2 separate regions of the Homo sapiens genome follow, and region 1 is linked to region 2. The links are chromatin loops, found by intact Hi-C in ENCODE. Cell type or tissue: prostate gland. All regions are shown on one strand. Each heading gives the region's core, and the rest is flanking DNA. Links, peaks and the distances in the headings are about the cores only. Region 1 overlaps LOC105373454 (a long non-coding RNA gene). Region 2 overlaps LOC105373456 (a long non-coding RNA gene).

Region 1 (8,345 bases), core at 326-8,325, 540 kb after region 2:
AGGTTACATATCTTCTCAAAGGGTCAAAATGATTTGATGCAGTTCTTGGATCAAAAGGACTAATGCTCCTGCGTGTTACAGGCTGCAGGCAGAGGTTGCTTCAAAAATGGGGCAGATGCTTTCCTAATACATGCGTTGCATCCAATGGCCTGAGATGTGCCTCTGACCCCCACAGACTTGCCCGAACTCAGGTCCTAGGAGAAGACGAATGCTCTCCAGGAGACTCACTTTTTCCACCCCTCCCAAATCTCACATCTGGCAGGGTGAACTTTTGAGAAAGGCTAAAATAGGCCGATTGACCCTGTTAGACGTGGCTGGCACGCTACCAGTGCTTTATCTCTACAGCCCTGAAGAGGAGCAAAAAAGTGGGAATGATTTGGCCTCTTGAACAAGCCTTGCAGATGAGTTTGGATTAATCTACTGAGGTAGGGAGCAAGGGAAAATGTGCCTGATGAAGCCTCATAATAAATCAAAGGGACTTGCAACATGGTTAGCTGGTGAAATTCCCAAGATGACTCAAATACTGAAATAACCAAGTTCATCAAGAAAAGTCTTCTAAAGAACATAACTAAAAAGTGAGGTGTTTCCTTATCCTCAGAAAAAATCTAAAATGAAAATTAAGCAAAGGCAAGTTCAGAGGGCTGAGAGAGATACTAGGATAACTGGAGCTTCATTTCATAAGCACATTGAAGGGCAATAAAAGGGAATCCATGGGGTACAAATAAAGGAACCATTGCTGCAGCTTCTCAAAGAGAGTCGTAATTCTTCCCCAGGAAATGATGTCGATACTTAGTAAAATAACAGGCAAATACTGAATAGCAACATAAATACCACAAAGGCTAATGAATTCTAGAGTGGTCACTGCGTGGACTCATAGAAACCTGGAGCCAAGAGTGCTAGGTAAACCTCATGGTTAAAATGTGTACAATAAGTAACAACTATATCCACACCAGTAAGGTTAAAAATGTCTGAGAATCAGAATGTCTGGCAAAGAAAGATTAGGAAGAATAGCCAATTCAACTCTCTTGATTACAAATTGAGACTCAGCAAGGAGAACCAGCTTACCAAGATCCTGGTGCTGGCCAATGGTAAAATGGGAAGTTAGATATAATCTAGTTTTATTTTCTCTGAGAGGCAGTATAATTTTATACTTTTCAACTTCAGTAAAATTTGCACATGTTAGACGAAATGCAACTGTACAACTTGTTCTGCTACTGTGAGCACATGATTTTGGAGTAAGAAAATCTATATATTTTTTACCTTCAGACATGCTATTTTGGAACTTGCAACCCAAGTTCTAACTGTCTTTGTGTCATTTTATCAAAAGCAAAGAGAGAGTTGAGCAACTTGTTTCAGAGAAGAACAAAAGTCAAGAAAGAAAACCACTATCTGAGACAGATGACTGAGAGTCAAGTTGAACTCGAGAATACTGAAAACTCCAGATACTCAAGGAAAAAAGAGAAAGGCAGGCCTATGTCTGTGAGAGGAAAGGGGATCTTACCGTGCTGAAAACCAACTTAAATCAAAATCCAATCTAATTGCAGGCATGTGACCTGATGATACCACCAATGTTATCATGATGGCATTTGTTGAATACTCACCATTTCTCGAGGACTCCAGTCAGCTCTAACACTCAGCAGCCTCTGCCTTCTACTCTTCTCTGAAATGACCAGAGACTAGGTGCAAGAAATAGTGCTGGGCACCAGTGCTGGTGAGCTAGGCTTGCATCTGTCTGGCTTTCCATATTCTAGGAGCTCAGAGCTGGAGGTGATGGGAGTGGGGTGGGCTGTGATACAAATTAGAAGACTATAAGGGCTGCCTCAGTTAGCACAGCAGGACTTTCAGAGGAGGTCAGAGCTGCTCCAGAGACTGGAACTTGGTGTTTGACAGAGGCTGATATAACTAATGTGCATTGACTTTGAAACAGAGTTCCCTGAATTAAAATTCTGGTTCTGCCACTAACTCCATATGAGGTCAAGGAAACTCCTTACTCTATTTCATTTACTTTAAAGCCACATTCTTTTCCCTATATTTTAAAATCTCTGAAATTCTGATATGCCTTATTAACAGTAGTAGCATCTTACAGTTATAATTGGCAGGCTTTTTTTTTTTTATTTCCTTAGGTGGCAGTACCATCTTAGTCAACTCAAGTTACTATAACAAAATGTCATAAACTGAAAGGCTTATAAACAGTAGGAATTTACTTTTCACAGTTCTGAGGGCTGGAATCTGAGATCAGGGTGTCCACATGGTTGGGTTCTTGTGAGGGCTCTACTCCAGATTGCACACAGCTGACTTCTGCTTGTATCCTTACATGATAGAAAGAGCACTAGCTAGCTCTCCAGCCTCTTCTTATAAGGGCACTAATCCCATTCATCAGGGCTACACCCTTTTGACCTAATTACCTGCTGGAGATTCCCACCTTCCACCAGATTGGGATTGGAATTTCAACATACGAATTTTTGGGGAAAACAAACATTCAGTCCATAGCACATGCCTTACAACTGTCAAATCCATTTAAGTTTAGCCTGAGGCTGCCTCCATAACTTGGTCCCTATATAACAAACTGCAATGTTATTTAGGAGTAAAACAAACAGCTCAGTTTCAGCCAATCACAGGCAGCCAACTCATCACACCATGCCCAAATAAGGCAGATACCTAGTAGTAACCAATCAAGTGATTTCTCTACTTGGCTTCTCTGTGTACCCTACAAAAGCTCCTGTTCACATTGCTGGGCAGAGGTCCCTCAACCTCTTCTGGTTCTGAGTGCTGCACGATTCATAAATCATTCTTTGCTCAAATAAAAGACTGCTAAATTTAATTTGCTAGCTGAGTGCAGTGGTTCACACCTGTAATCCTAACACTTTGGGAGGCTGAGGCGAGAGGATTACTTGAGGCCAGGAGTTTGAGAGCAGCCTGGGCAACACAGGGAGGCCCCATCTCTACAAAAAATATAAGAATTAGCCAGGTGTAGTGACACGTGGGGAGGATTGCTTGAGCCCGGGGGGTGGAAGCTGCAGTAAGCCATCATCATGGCACCAAATTCCATCCTGGGCGATAGAGTAAAACCCTGTCTCAAAGGAACATAAATGAATTTCATTTGCTAAATGTTTTCTATTAACACAACCAATGGCAATTTAGGTTTGGCAACATTATTGGTATTTATGATATTTTGTTTAGATGGACATATAGAAACCTGCTCAGAAATTTACTGCAAAGGTTAAATTAGATAACATTTTTAAAAACTTAGAAAAGTATCAGATATATAAGAATTGCCTCAAATGGTAAATGTAGATATTAAATAACTCCCCCTCTTGGCCACCTGACCCAGGCAGGATTGTCCCCAGTTCTTGGCTCACAAGGATTACCTGGGAAAGTAGAATAATAAAAATAGCGACTATTCACAATTGCTTATTTGTTGCCAGACAGTGCGCTCATTGACTTTATGAGCTTTATTCCACTTTCTCTTCACAAACCTCTTAGGATTCTATTATCTGCTTACCTGTCTAAGATCACACAGTTAATAGGAACACTCCATCTTGAATTGTTTCTTCATGACACCAAATTCATGCTTTTCACTATCAACTAGATGAGTACAAGTTGATTACTGCAAGCCCTGAAAACTCCAGGAATTATTCTATAGTCAGTATAGCAGACCTCTTCCTCTGGGCTCTACTATGTGTGGATAATGGACTTTTCTACCCAGCCTAGGAAACTGGATTAATATACTGGAGCAAAATCTCAGAAGCTGGTTGAGAACTACCCAGGTAATACAGCAAAGAATCTGCAAAGATGCCTAACTCTGACTCAACCCAAGATCATTCCTAGCTTCTGGTGCAAAGCTCCAACTATGACAACTTCAAGTAGAAGAAAAGGGGGGTGGGGAAACACCATCAGGGTCTTGTTACAACGGTTTGAACTCAAGCAATCTCACGATGGCTTCTCTGGGCCAAGGCCAACCGCAATGGTGTGTTCCTCACAAGTAGTCTTTTCCCATTTCTTGGACTCCCTGAGGTGTATTCAATAATGCACTCCTCATTCTGAAGCAGATGGAAAAGCGTTTAAAAAGGTGCCAGGTTTATTTATGGAAGCATGAGATTGAATTTAAGAGATGCTCTTTGCCAATATGAAATGTGAACTCTCAAAACAGGAAGTGTGCTTTACTGCCTATTTATTTTACTGCCGTATCAGCTGCCCAGAGCTGAAGAATCCTTCCTCTCAGGAATTATTTATTTTCTAACTTCTGAACCAAAACATCTTGACCATCAAAACTCAAGCTCCTTCCTGCCAGATTCCCAACTACAAACATGTGCCTCTCTGTCTTTCAGAGTGGATCTATCGAGGGTTTCCGTGAAAAACATTTTGAACTCATATTTTGTCCTGAATCTTCATTTTTATGTCCATGGAGAAGTTTCAAACAAATTAAGTCAAACTACAAAACATAATAAAAATTTTAAGTACCTTTTAGAATAATGCAGGGATTCTTGAATTTGCTCATGTATCCTAAGATACCCAATAGTTAATATTCTGTCATCATTTAATTGGTGAGAAGACGTTAATTGTTAAGAAAATGATTAATCATTTGAACTTATCACTATTACTTATGGTAATAAGGAAGAAGTCAACCATACTTTAGTGTGTTGTGCACTACCCAGTTCTCCTCCTGCACTGATAGTTTCACAACTTTGCAGAGTTGAAAGTTACTACTCTAGTCTTCATTAAATAGGCCCAAAATAATTTGCTAGAAACAGTTTTTAATATAAGTAGAAATAGCCTAACATATATGAAAGCACTAAACTGGAACTCAGAAAACTTGTTCTTATTCCAGGATCTATAGATTTCAGCCCTGGTGTGAGCATTTGTGCAAACTTCCCCTCTAAATGCCAGGTCTTCAAGGAGGCACAAGAGATATACATAAATAAAAAACAGGCTATGGGGAGAAGTGAATAATATAACAAAGGACAGAGCTGCTGTGTTAGAGTTCTTTTGGCTTTGAGGAGGAACCATCCCAGTCCAGTCCACAGTGAATACTTGTAAATAGATATGTTTTCACACATGGGCTTTACCTACAAACTTCAAATCCTTGAAACTCTAGGCAGAAGATATGTTACAATGGCGCCACCTTCTGGATACTGTCCAAAACACATATTTTCTTCATATTTTTCTCCCACTCAGAATTCCTCAATGGCTCCCTATTGTTGACAGAAGAGTCTAAAATCTTCAGCATTCAAGGCCTTTTATAATCTAGCACAAGTTTATGTTCAGGTCTCATCTACTGACACTCTACATGGGTAATCTGTGCTACTCGCCAGAATAAATTCAGAATTGTCTGCATTCTAATGTTCAAACCTAGCATTAATTCAATGCAGTTAAGCCAGAGAGAAACACAAAGCAGTTTAGGGGATTCAGGGCCAGAGTCTCAGTTCGAAAATGGCTAGCAGGTATGGGATGTCCCCATACCTACATTATGCAGGTCACTCAGTGCTCACAACAAGACAGCTCTTCTCTGTGGCTATTTAGAGGTTTAAATAGAAGCAAAGTTAGCCATAGATAAAACAGATTAAAGGACATAAGTACACACAAAAAATGTACATAATAAAAATAAATATAAGGAAACAGATGGCTAAATTCACAGATGATCAAAAATGCATGGTAAAGTCAAGCAATATTATGTTTGTCCATCAAACTTGTAAAGATTCTTTTCACACTGATGGTGATGCCATGTTGGTAAGGGCCCAGGAAATAGGCAACCTCATCAACTTCTGCAAGGCAGCATTGCTGGAGGGCAATCTGCAAACATTCAGCACAAGCTGAGAACTGTCCTTACATTATAATCCTGAAATTCTATTTTAAAACTTTACTTTAGGATATTATCATAGTTTTATACTAAGAAATATCTACTGGAATGGTAATTATCACTGCAACATTAATTATTATAGAGAAAACGTTGAAATAAGTTGCACGGCTAACCATAGGAGATTTAATATATTCATATAATAAATTTAAATAGTCATTAAAACTGTTATTATGGCAAAAGTGTCCATTACATGTCTATTGTTCATATTATGCTATTAAATGAAAAACAGATTAAAATCCAATGTATTCTGTCTGATTCTATTTTTGTTTTTTAAAATGCGTGCATAGAACGATAATCAGAATTACTACACAAGATCAGTGGTGTCTTATTCAGGTGGCAGCAGTATAAATTATTTTAGTTTTATTCTTTCTCAAATTTTAAAATGTATTATAATAAATCATATATTTCTTTTATAATCATACTAGTTTTAAGAAAGAAAATGATAATAAAAACCCAATAAAAGCAAGATGTCTATTAAGTGGTATCTGTATATAATATTCAATTTAACTGAATTCCGCTTGTCATGATTTTTGGTTTTGGTCAGTGCCTACCACAGCTCAAAGTCTCTGGGATACCTAATATTTCCTTCTTCACTACATCCAATGTGGGTGTGGGTGTGGTGAAATGGTACCTGAACAATAGCAAGTAAACCCTGTAACTGAACAAAGCCTTCTGCAAAGCAACATACACGCTTGTATAAAGAGCCAGAAAAATAGTTATGTGTTTGCACCTGATAATTCCATTATAAGGGGATTCCATTCTGACATAATTACCTTGAAAGAAGGCAAATATCCATGCTCAAAAATACTTATTGCTGAGTTATCATTAATAATGAAAAATTTGGAAACAATCTAAATATCCAGTAATAGGTAAATGGTTAAGTAGATCCAATGGAAACTGAAGTACTAATTAAAATAACTCTTATGGAAATGACATAGCAGGATGATATATGCCCATGGCATAATGTTAAGTGAAAATAAGTAGAACAAAATGCAGTTGGCTTCCTCTGATTATGAGTACGTAAAAATAAGTCTGCATGCAAAGAAAGAGGAGATGAAAATATGTAAAGAGAAGACATAACAATCAAAATTGTCTTGCATTTCATTGTTTTTCTTCTCGAAATGAAAGTCAGCTACGCTCTTTTTAGGTACTAAATCCCTGCCTCAAATGAGTGGCTAGAATGAAAATCCACAGTTGCCCAGTGCCATGAAAAATTATGAGAATCTGAAGGTTCGAGCAACAGCAGAAACACTTTGTGTCCACGACAGCTTCCTAAACAAGTCTGCTCAAGGAAAAACTCCATTCTCTGGTGGGTTTTTCAAAGGATGAGATTTGTCTGCTCAAACAAACTATTTTTTAACTCTGATGTCACAGAACAATATATAGGGCTCTAACCTTTATTCTACACCCGAATTGATTCAATGACTAGAGATTTTATAGCAGGAACTTGGATCTTCAGTTTATATAACTTAATCCCTTTGTAATTTTCTCTTATACAGAGACACCCTATTTTGGAGAGCAATGGACAAACCCTCCCTAAGTGACCCAGGGCATCCAGATCCAAACAAGGAAAGAGATTTAAAGAAAGAGACAAATTAGCCTTTAATAGAAGGAGGAATGAGCCAGCTCAGTGCCGCATTCTCTGGAACAGCAGATCCTCTAAGGACGTGGCTCCGCTCTCAAGGAGGTTGGCCTGGCAACTCATTTACACACTCCACTTGGGGGAAATTCTTTTCAGCACTAGCCAACATGCCGACCCAGGCTCCTTTGCCGAGCAGCCTTGAAAGCTTGCACACATTTAGAGAAAATACTTTCAAATGACTCTGGAGTTCTGCTTTATGTTTCATATTCCTTTGAACTTATTACCTCTTTACAATGTCTTGGACTATTAGTTTGGGAACATTTAAAGTTAATGACTATATGGAAAGTAAAACAACACTTTGATGTTGCCCAAGTCATTCATTTCTCTTTCATACACAGGAGGTTATAGAAGGGCTGGGTGATGCCAGACCAAGCCATTTCAGGAATAAATAACGTATTTGGGGGTCTATATAGATTGTTGCTCACGGGAAAATGAGAATAGATCAGCTCTGGAATGTCTAAGGGAACCAAGGCCATGATTAATGAGGGTCAACTTTAAAACCAGAGCACACACAGATAGGATTACTTCACACAGAGAGCAGAGTCTGTCTGACCCAGGCTACCCTAATGCAATCTCCTGAGGCACATCATTCACAAATCTTGCTGGTTTCAGGGATACACTGACAGTAAAAGAGATACAGAGAGAACTTCCTTTGGCCATAGGGAGACAGGACCAAAGTGCCATAAATGCAATGATGATGGCTATTAAGGCAAGTTGGTAAGTATTTCTAGAAGTTCAAAGTTGAAGTTTTGGTAAAGCACAGTATACTCTTGCAGATGCTAGTCATTGCTGCTACTTTTTTTTTTTACTTGTTTGTTTCTTATTTCTACAGATAAGAGCCTGGAA
Region 2 (8,345 bases), core at 81-8,080:
CATGTGGTTCAGACAATAGAGTTCAGAGCCAACAACAACTGCTAAGTGCATCGTAGAGCCAACTTCAAGAGAAATGGGAATATGACAAAATGGTATAAATAAGATGCCTGATTTGGATATTTCAACCTCCACTGTTTCCTTTCTTCCAACTTCAATTTCCCTGTAACAGATCAAAACCACTTTGTAGCAGTAATCACTTTAAAATGAATTTTAAACTAATAGGCTCCCACTCTAAAACAGTGTTCTTATTTTGGATGGATCCACCATCCATCCATCACCCTGACCCACTCCAGCAAAATGATGCATAATCCATCTCAGAGCTTTCTGCACATTGTTCCCCTGTTCAAACACATAAATGGCTTCCTACAGCCAACATCAATCAGCCTCTGCTTGGAGATCCATAGTCTCTCCAGCAGGGCCCTGCCTCACCCCGATTTGCAGCACAATGGCTTTTCCTTCAGGACCTCTTCAAGAATGTCCTCCACAACCCACCATACTGACTCCCTCATTCTGTGATCTCACGCGGTCATGCTAGTTTATGGAGTTGACGATGTACCTGATTTGATTGTTTCCTAAATGCAGGCCTTGTTTTGTCCAGTTGGATGACATTTTTCTCCAATACAGTCCTATGCAATGTGATTGGAACTATTTTTACTTTCCCTACAAGAGAGGGCACATGGTAGGTGTTTAATACATCTCCAAATTGTTAGCGTTAACTTCAGTGGAACTAGAGCGTATGGTAATTGTGAATGCAGGCCCAGGACTAGGGGTGGGCAAGTGAGGTGCTTAGCCTATAAAATTTAAGGTAGCACTCACTCTCAGCTGTGGACCCTGCACTTGTAGGACCCTGAGAGTGAGTGCCACCTTAAACTGTGTCCCAGATGCTTTGCTCCTCTTATCCCAGAAGCTGCCATAATTGGATGGTATTATGAAGCATGTTTGCAAAATCTATATTTCCACCATAGAAATAAACATTGACTTTGTTTCTCCCATAGCTATTCATAAACAAGATCCACATGTGTGTATGCATACCAAGAAGCTAATTCATCCACAATGGCCCTCTACAATGGTGACAAAAACATAAAAATAGTAGAGTTAAGATGCCACCTCCTCCCTCAACCTCAAAGAAGGTGTGGCTTTGGTGAAAAGAACTTGGCTCTGAGTCAGATCTAACTGGCATCAAAGCCTAACTTCACTCTTCGCTACCTAATCTTAACTGAACCTCTACATATTATTTGGCAAAGCTGTAGAATAATAATGAGAAGACACACACACAAAATAAATAAATAAAAGGAGGAGGGGGGAAAGAAAAGCAGAAAATAATCATAGATTTTTAAAATGAGGATTGATTAGAATTACATATAAGAAAACAGCACTAAATAGCACTTCGTTATTATTTTTGTTGTTGATAATTCTGGTTTGCTGTTTTGAGTGCACTCATAAAAACAGTTGCTCATGTATAGCATTCTATGCACATGTATCTCTAAATGCACATAAAAATCATAATATATATTAATGTACCCATACATAAATTGCTTACCTAATAATGCTAGTGAGAGATAAAATAGAAATTCTAGTCACTAAAGAAAATCAAATGTTGAATGGGGCCACTTAGAAAGTGTCTTTGGATTCTATGTTCTATGCAACAGGAACCATTTCTTTTATTGACCTTCAAATTGGGAGACATCAAAGTTAATGGCAGCATTGATACCATTAACAAAAACTGAAGACACAATAGGAGCAGAAGATATGGGGACAAAATGACACATTCAAGCTTGAATTGCTAGTAGCACCCAAAGCAAACAATGATTTCTCTGGGAACAAAATGGCACTAAAATGAAGTGGGTCATTTTCTTACCATTCATACCCAGGCAGTAAAATATATACCATCTATGCCATGATGTAAAACACTCACGTGCTTTCTGAAGCTGTTCCATTTAGATATCATGGTTATGTGTGTTGTGATGAACTTGGTAAATTCATAAAATAGTCTTCCAGTTGAGACCATTTCTACCATTAGGCATGATGTTTCCATGACTTATTCTGGCAAGAGTAGACTGGCATTGAATCAATAAATATGTATATAGGTAGCTTTGAACCACAAATGATCTTACGTAAATTAATAAGGCAATTGAGACTGTGTAGACCTGTTTTGAAAAATAATTCATAAGACCAAAATGGAAAATAATTGTAAAATATTTACTTCTGGCCACTACATTAGGGTTATATGTAATCAGGTCACTTCCCGGGGCCTAATGAACTATTAGCAGTGACACCAGAATTTGGATATAAAAGTTTTTACATAAGCAATTTGAAGAATGAATTCATTCGTTTTTCCAATGTCACTGAAAAGATATATATTTGCTCGTCTTTTATTTCTTATTTTTTTGCTTGAGTTGTTTTAATTCTTTTACTTGAGTGTCCTGAGAAGTTTTATGTATGCCAAATTCTGAGGCAGTGACATTAAAGAGAGGTTTAAACCTTATTCTAAGGACAGTGGCCTTTAAAATATGATTTGAAAGAGAAAAGAAAGGAACCAATGAAATGATCTAATATTAATACCCCATTAATAATGTAGTATTTAGGACAAGTAAGTAAAGCCAAATGTTAACCGAAATGTCTCCCAGTTGGGTCAGAGTCTGAACATCCCCCTGCAGTGTAAACACTCCAGCCTTGTGCCCAGGAATTACAATGTGGGCCAAGGACTAACTCACAGCTTTCGGTGCCCAATCAGCATGCAGTTAAAACAACTAAAATAACATGACATAAAGACACAAGACACGTTGAAAAACAAACTCTTACACACACATGACAAAGAAAAATACTTGATATTAAACAGCCCCAAATTATCTTCTATTAACAGCTCAATTCTATTGGTAGCCCACCACACTGATGGCTTGAAATCTTCCAGCACTCATTTAAGAGTCTCAGGGAGTCTGATTTACTTCTCAATGGCCCATTCATCCTTTGAACGTTTACTCTGTAGCCTGTGCAGTTATAACCTAAGCTGGATTTCATACATGAAAACTGACCTCCAGCACCCAATATTTTTGCCAAGTCTCAGTGAAGGCTCTTGGAATAATTTAGAGTTTGCCATAATGACAAGTTTAAGATTCAATTAATAAGTGTAGTAATTTATTTTTACTATGTTTGTAAAATGGCTTTAGCCCAACTAATTTCACTCCCCTTCACAGCCAAAAGGCCTAAGATAGCAACGATGATCCTCGCAGCAACACACAACAGGGCAGTTCGCTCTTGGTTGTTTAATGCCACGTCAAACACAAAGATTTCTACAGGACTCAGATGGAGACATTTCTCTCTTGCCTTAGTTTGGGCAAAAAATTGATGTCCTTCAGATAGCTGTAATGGATGGTGAGGACGGCAGAGAGTAATCAGGCCCAGCCCGAGGCAAATGCCAAAAGTTTCCCAGAAGGATAAATCTTGTTTCCTGCCTTACTTCACAGAATTAAGCCTTAAACAAGTCATGTTCTGTGGCTTGGATGCTGTGTTTATATCAGCTTTGGCTCCCTGGCTTGTGGTTGGGAACATTGTATTGGTCTGTAACTCAGGAAGGTTTTCCTGAAGCAAGAAATCACTATGTCGGTATCTTTATCTCCCATTCCATTTTATTTGTTCTATTAATACTGGCAAACGAGCTCTGAATGGTAAGTGGATTCATAGGAGACAGTGACATTGACCAGGTGCAGCTCGCAAAGCCAATGATTTAGCGCTCTGTTTCGGTAACCGTCTTTCCCAGGAGTTGTATGAAAGATGCCTCTTCATAAAGGATTTCGTTTTGGAAAATAATAACAGCACCTCATCTGTGCATGGCTCATTCTCGGTAGGTTCAGGAAAAAATCTTTTCTGTGGAGTTCAGGGTAGGCTGAGACCTTGTGGTCTCTCAGTGTCTTAAATGAAACCAAATCCTCTGGGGAGTGCATTCATTTATGGTTAGTAACAGGCGACTTCCTGTTTCGAAGCAAAATGGGCTTGAAGAGGCTTATAAAAAAGACTCAAAAGGTTTCTTGGACATCAAATGACTCTAGTAAAACATTTCGATGAGTTAAGTGTAAATGTACCAGCAGCATACGGATTAAATTCCCTTCTAAATAAACATTAACAGAGAACATGTTTGGCAAAATGCATTTTGAGTTTTGCAAAACTGAAAACATTTGAAAAAGGAGTGTGAGATATTTGATGAACTCAGAAAGCAGCCGGATTGCCCATCCCATACTTGAATATTGTCTTTGGATGTTCTGCAGATGTCAAATAAATTAGGATGCAGATATTAAGACCAATGTCTGCTGCAGAAATGATCAGCTGCCTGTCAGTTAGGATGGCGTTTTTGTGTATACCCTGTTCGTGTATGTGTGGCTGAACAGAGCCGTGGGGGACCTGTAACCCTTTCCTCACCTACAGGCATCCTCCCTTTCCTGGATTCAGTCCTGTAAGACCTTTTATTATTCACAGCTCTTCCATCTGTTTTGCTGCCTGTGAGATATTTTGGCTTCCAAAGAGGATTCCTGCTTTGCTATATATTTACAATGAAACTTTGGTGTCACCAGGCAGATGACAGCCTTGGCGTTGCTTGGGCCAAGGCCTTTTATCCAGAAGCCACTGTCCTCGTCAAGACTCTTATTATCTCTCACTATCTCTTTTTTCTGACATGCTCCCGAAACAAAATTTATGAATCCTTTGAGATGGTGGAAGTAACGACGGAACAGAAAAGATTAAGGGGAGAAACATTTTAAATGGGCCACCAACTACACTTGGTAACTATTAATAAATGTAGAAAAGAATCAAACGTTACTCTAAGGGTTGAGTTTTAGTGATCGTATCAATGGTGAAGCCACTGAATTAGAGAAGCACCTTTAGAAATCTTTTCCATTATTAAGTCTGATAGAGCAGGAAAGCACACCATTTGTATCCTTTTTATAAAGTATTTGACCCAGAATAACAAATAGTCATGTCACAGGGCAAATCTCATATGATTTGGATGCCATTACCTTGTAGTCTGTAACTACACTGACTTACGATCATTTTGGTTTTGAATGGTACTTGCAGAAAGTAGATTTGAAGAAAATTAACAGGCCAATACTCGGCAAGTATTATGTTGAAATATTTAAAAGATTAAAAGTTTAGCTCAGTGTATTTTGGCAAATAATATTATTTATAGATAAGTAATGACCCACTACCATACCAAAAATAATACAGACAATTAATATGCTACTCATTAAAATGTTTACTAAAGCCTTTATAGGGAGCACCCACTTCTCTTTTTGGAATTATTGAACAGCCAAACAACCGTCAGCATCTTCTCTTCTGCTATCTTCATGCATTCATTAAATGGTTTTCCATTAAGGCTGTGGTGAGACTGAGTCTGTTGACTTCATTTCTCTCTACTTTCAAATTACTCTACATATGGTTGCCAGAGTTTTCTTTCAAAAGGACTAGTCTTGTCATTCACCTGTTCAATAATCTTTGATGCCTACCAGGTGCCTCCAGAATAAAGCCCAAGTTCTTTAACTTGGTGTTCAAAACCCTCTGGTCTGGCCCTAATTCACATTTCAGTTCATGTTCCACCACCTCATAATCCGGTCATACCAGACAAATTCTCTATTCCCAGATTCCACATGTTCAATATGCTCTCATAGTATTTACCACTTCTTCTCAGCATTTTGCACACTTGTAAATATTTGCTAAATTATTTGTTTAAACAGAGTTTCCCCACTAAACTCCCAGTTAAGTGAGGGTGAGGGTTGTGTCTGCCTCATGTATTCTGTATCCCCAGGTTCCATCTTAGTGACTGGAACACAGTAGGTGCCCTGTGATGTCTGTGAACTCATGGAGCCACTTGTCTGTTTTCTTGTGGCACTGACTGTGTATTTATATTTTAGTACTTATGAATTCCATGTTTGTCTACCTGAATTTCCTACCACGATTCTTTGAGCCTAGAGGACAGAGACTGTGCCTTAATTTATTTCTGTATCCTTAGCACCTGGGGTAGTGCTTAGCACACCCTGAATACTCAATACATATTTGACAAAGTTAAACAAGAACATTTGCTGCACGTTCTAAAAAATCATCCCATTCCTTAGGTAAGCCTACAGGCATGACGACAATTTTGAGATGTAGCTCTCACTCCTGCATCAAAGGCAACATTCTAGGGCAGGCAAGTTATAGGTCATAGGCCAAGTCTGTCTGCCACCATCTCTTTTTGTAAATAATTTTATTGGAATATTCATTTTTTATATTGTCAATGTCTGCTTTCATACTACAATAGCAGGTTTGAATAATGGCAGAGACCAAGGACTTTGAAGGCCCCAAATATTTACTATTTGGTCCTTTATACATGAAGTTTGCTGACAACTGTATACACAAATAAGTATACTAATTGTATTTACTTTATATAGTGGTTATAAGCATTAAATTAAGTAACATCTATAAAATGCTTAGTACCATCTTTGGCACATATTAATTGCCAAACTGTTAGGTATCATCATCATTATAGTATCTTAATTATTTTCTAACAGTTACAAACATAGGGTAGAGCAGGCCAGTAGAAACTTGATACAGGCCATTCTAGAAGCAGGGATGGAAGAAGTCAAATCTAAGAGCTTGGCAATGAGGGAGAAGCAAAGTACAAAACAGACCTAGTGTCGATAGAAATGTCATTTGATATAAGTATATGACCATCATATACCCTGATGGTTTTATTATTACCCCCATTTTACAGATGAGAAACCTAAGACACCAAATCCTCGTCCATTTGTCACAGATGCTCAAGCTAGAAGTCATGGAGCTGACACTAGAAATCAGAACTTGAAAGGACTGTCCACATGAGAAAGAAACCGAAACAAGTCTGTTCCCTGTCCCAGGCAAACAATCATCAACTGGGCTAGGACGACCTGGGAGAAAGAATGACCAAAAACAACCAAAACCTCGCAAATCGTGGGAATCCAGAAAGGAAGCACTGACACTGAAATCAATCTCCTGACTAACAAACACATAAAGAGCTGATGAATGTCATTAGTGATTAGGGGAATACTAATCAAGACCACACTGAGGTATTATTTAACAAACAGATACATTTTGCAATTGGCACGTGTTTTAAAAGTCTGATATTGCCAAGTGTTTGAAAGGATAAATTGGAGGAAGATTTTAAACTTTGCTAATGGGATTGTAAAACTGGTGCAACTACTTTGGAAAACAGCTTTACGTGACCTTTTAAATTTGAACATTTATATATCTTATGGCACAACAAATACACTCTTAGATATGAACCCAACAACACTTGCACATACACGAGAGGGAATATGTGCGTGAATGTTCATGACAGCCTTATTTTTAACAGTTAAAGCCTAGGTACTCATCAACAGAAGAATTCACAAGGTCTCAGCAAAGGACTTTCACACAACAATCCAAACAAATGAAGGATAGCAATTGACAATATGGATTCACCTTAGTAATATAATATTAAGATATTAAGCAGAAGCTAAATAAGTCACTAATTTTTTCTTGTAGCATGGCATGATACATTTCTGTGAAGTTAAAAGCTATTGAACTAAATAAAGAACATATAGAGATGCAGTAAAAATATATAGAATTTTAAAGAATATATAGAGATGTAATAAAAATATAGCAAGAAAATGATGAACACAGGATTTAGAAAGCTAATTTCTTAGTATGTAGGAAAGCAATTTCAAGATCCAATTGAGCTGTGTTTCACAAGGGTGGCAGTTCATTTATTCCTTTATTCAGTCAACAAATAGTATTAAATATTTATATATTAAATGCTGTTAAATGATAAAAAGTATTAAGCACCGATTAGGTGTAAAGCACTGGGATAAGTATAAGGGTAGTAATGGAACAGACAAACATGACTTTTAACCTTCAAAAGGCTGTATTACAATGGGAGAAAGGTCCGGAGAAGACTAGGATTCAAAAAGTGTTTCTATCTTAATGAGGACAATAACATTCATCTTTGGAAATGGAAAGAAAGAGTCTTCCTAAATTTCTTCCTGTGTGTAATTGTAAGTTCAGCAGGACTTCTGTAAAACAAATCCAAGTTGATAATAAATAACAAATTCATAGATACCTGAGCATAGCATACCAAACCAACGCTCAGAAGATATATTTATAGAAAATATAAAGACATTGGTAACTACTTCACACCACTTACACATGGCTCCTCTTCCAGCACCATGAAATTGATTATTTTAATTGATGAATTTATTAATAAACACAGACTGAATCCCAACTATACATAAGTCCCTGTGCTTGAATTTGAATGGTCTTAAACAGTTGTTACTCAAACTTTAACAATATGCCCCAGCAGCAATGAC

What was found. Hi-C counts contacts between places; a loop is a spot of excess contacts. Peaks named below come from ENCODE experiments on the same cell type or tissue, not always from the same donor. Only the 100,000 strongest peaks of a DNase experiment are listed, where the experiment ranks them.
Region 1: it touches region 2 in a loop (2.8-fold over the local background); 2 of 110 quality-filtered maps call a loop at or near these places.

The regions. Positions count from the first base shown.
Region 1 is chr2:18,432,404-18,440,748 of GRCh38, reverse strand. All of the region lies in intron 4 of LOC105373454 (a long non-coding RNA gene), which reads right to left. Among named protein-coding and RNA genes, the nearest start is that of RDH14, 120 kb to the left of the region's middle. In prostate gland, for the core only: a CTCF peak has its summit at 5,105 (motif pointing left); a DNase peak (open chromatin) is centred at 5,108.
Region 2 is chr2:18,971,936-18,980,280 of GRCh38, reverse strand. All of the region lies in intron 5 of LOC105373456 (a long non-coding RNA gene), which reads right to left. Among named protein-coding and RNA genes, the nearest start is that of LINC01376, 51 kb to the left of the region's middle. In prostate gland, for the core only: no CTCF peak of the experiment used is centred there; a DNase peak (open chromatin) is centred at 3,920; H3K4me3 peaks cover 1,068 bases; H3K27ac peaks cover 2,044 bases.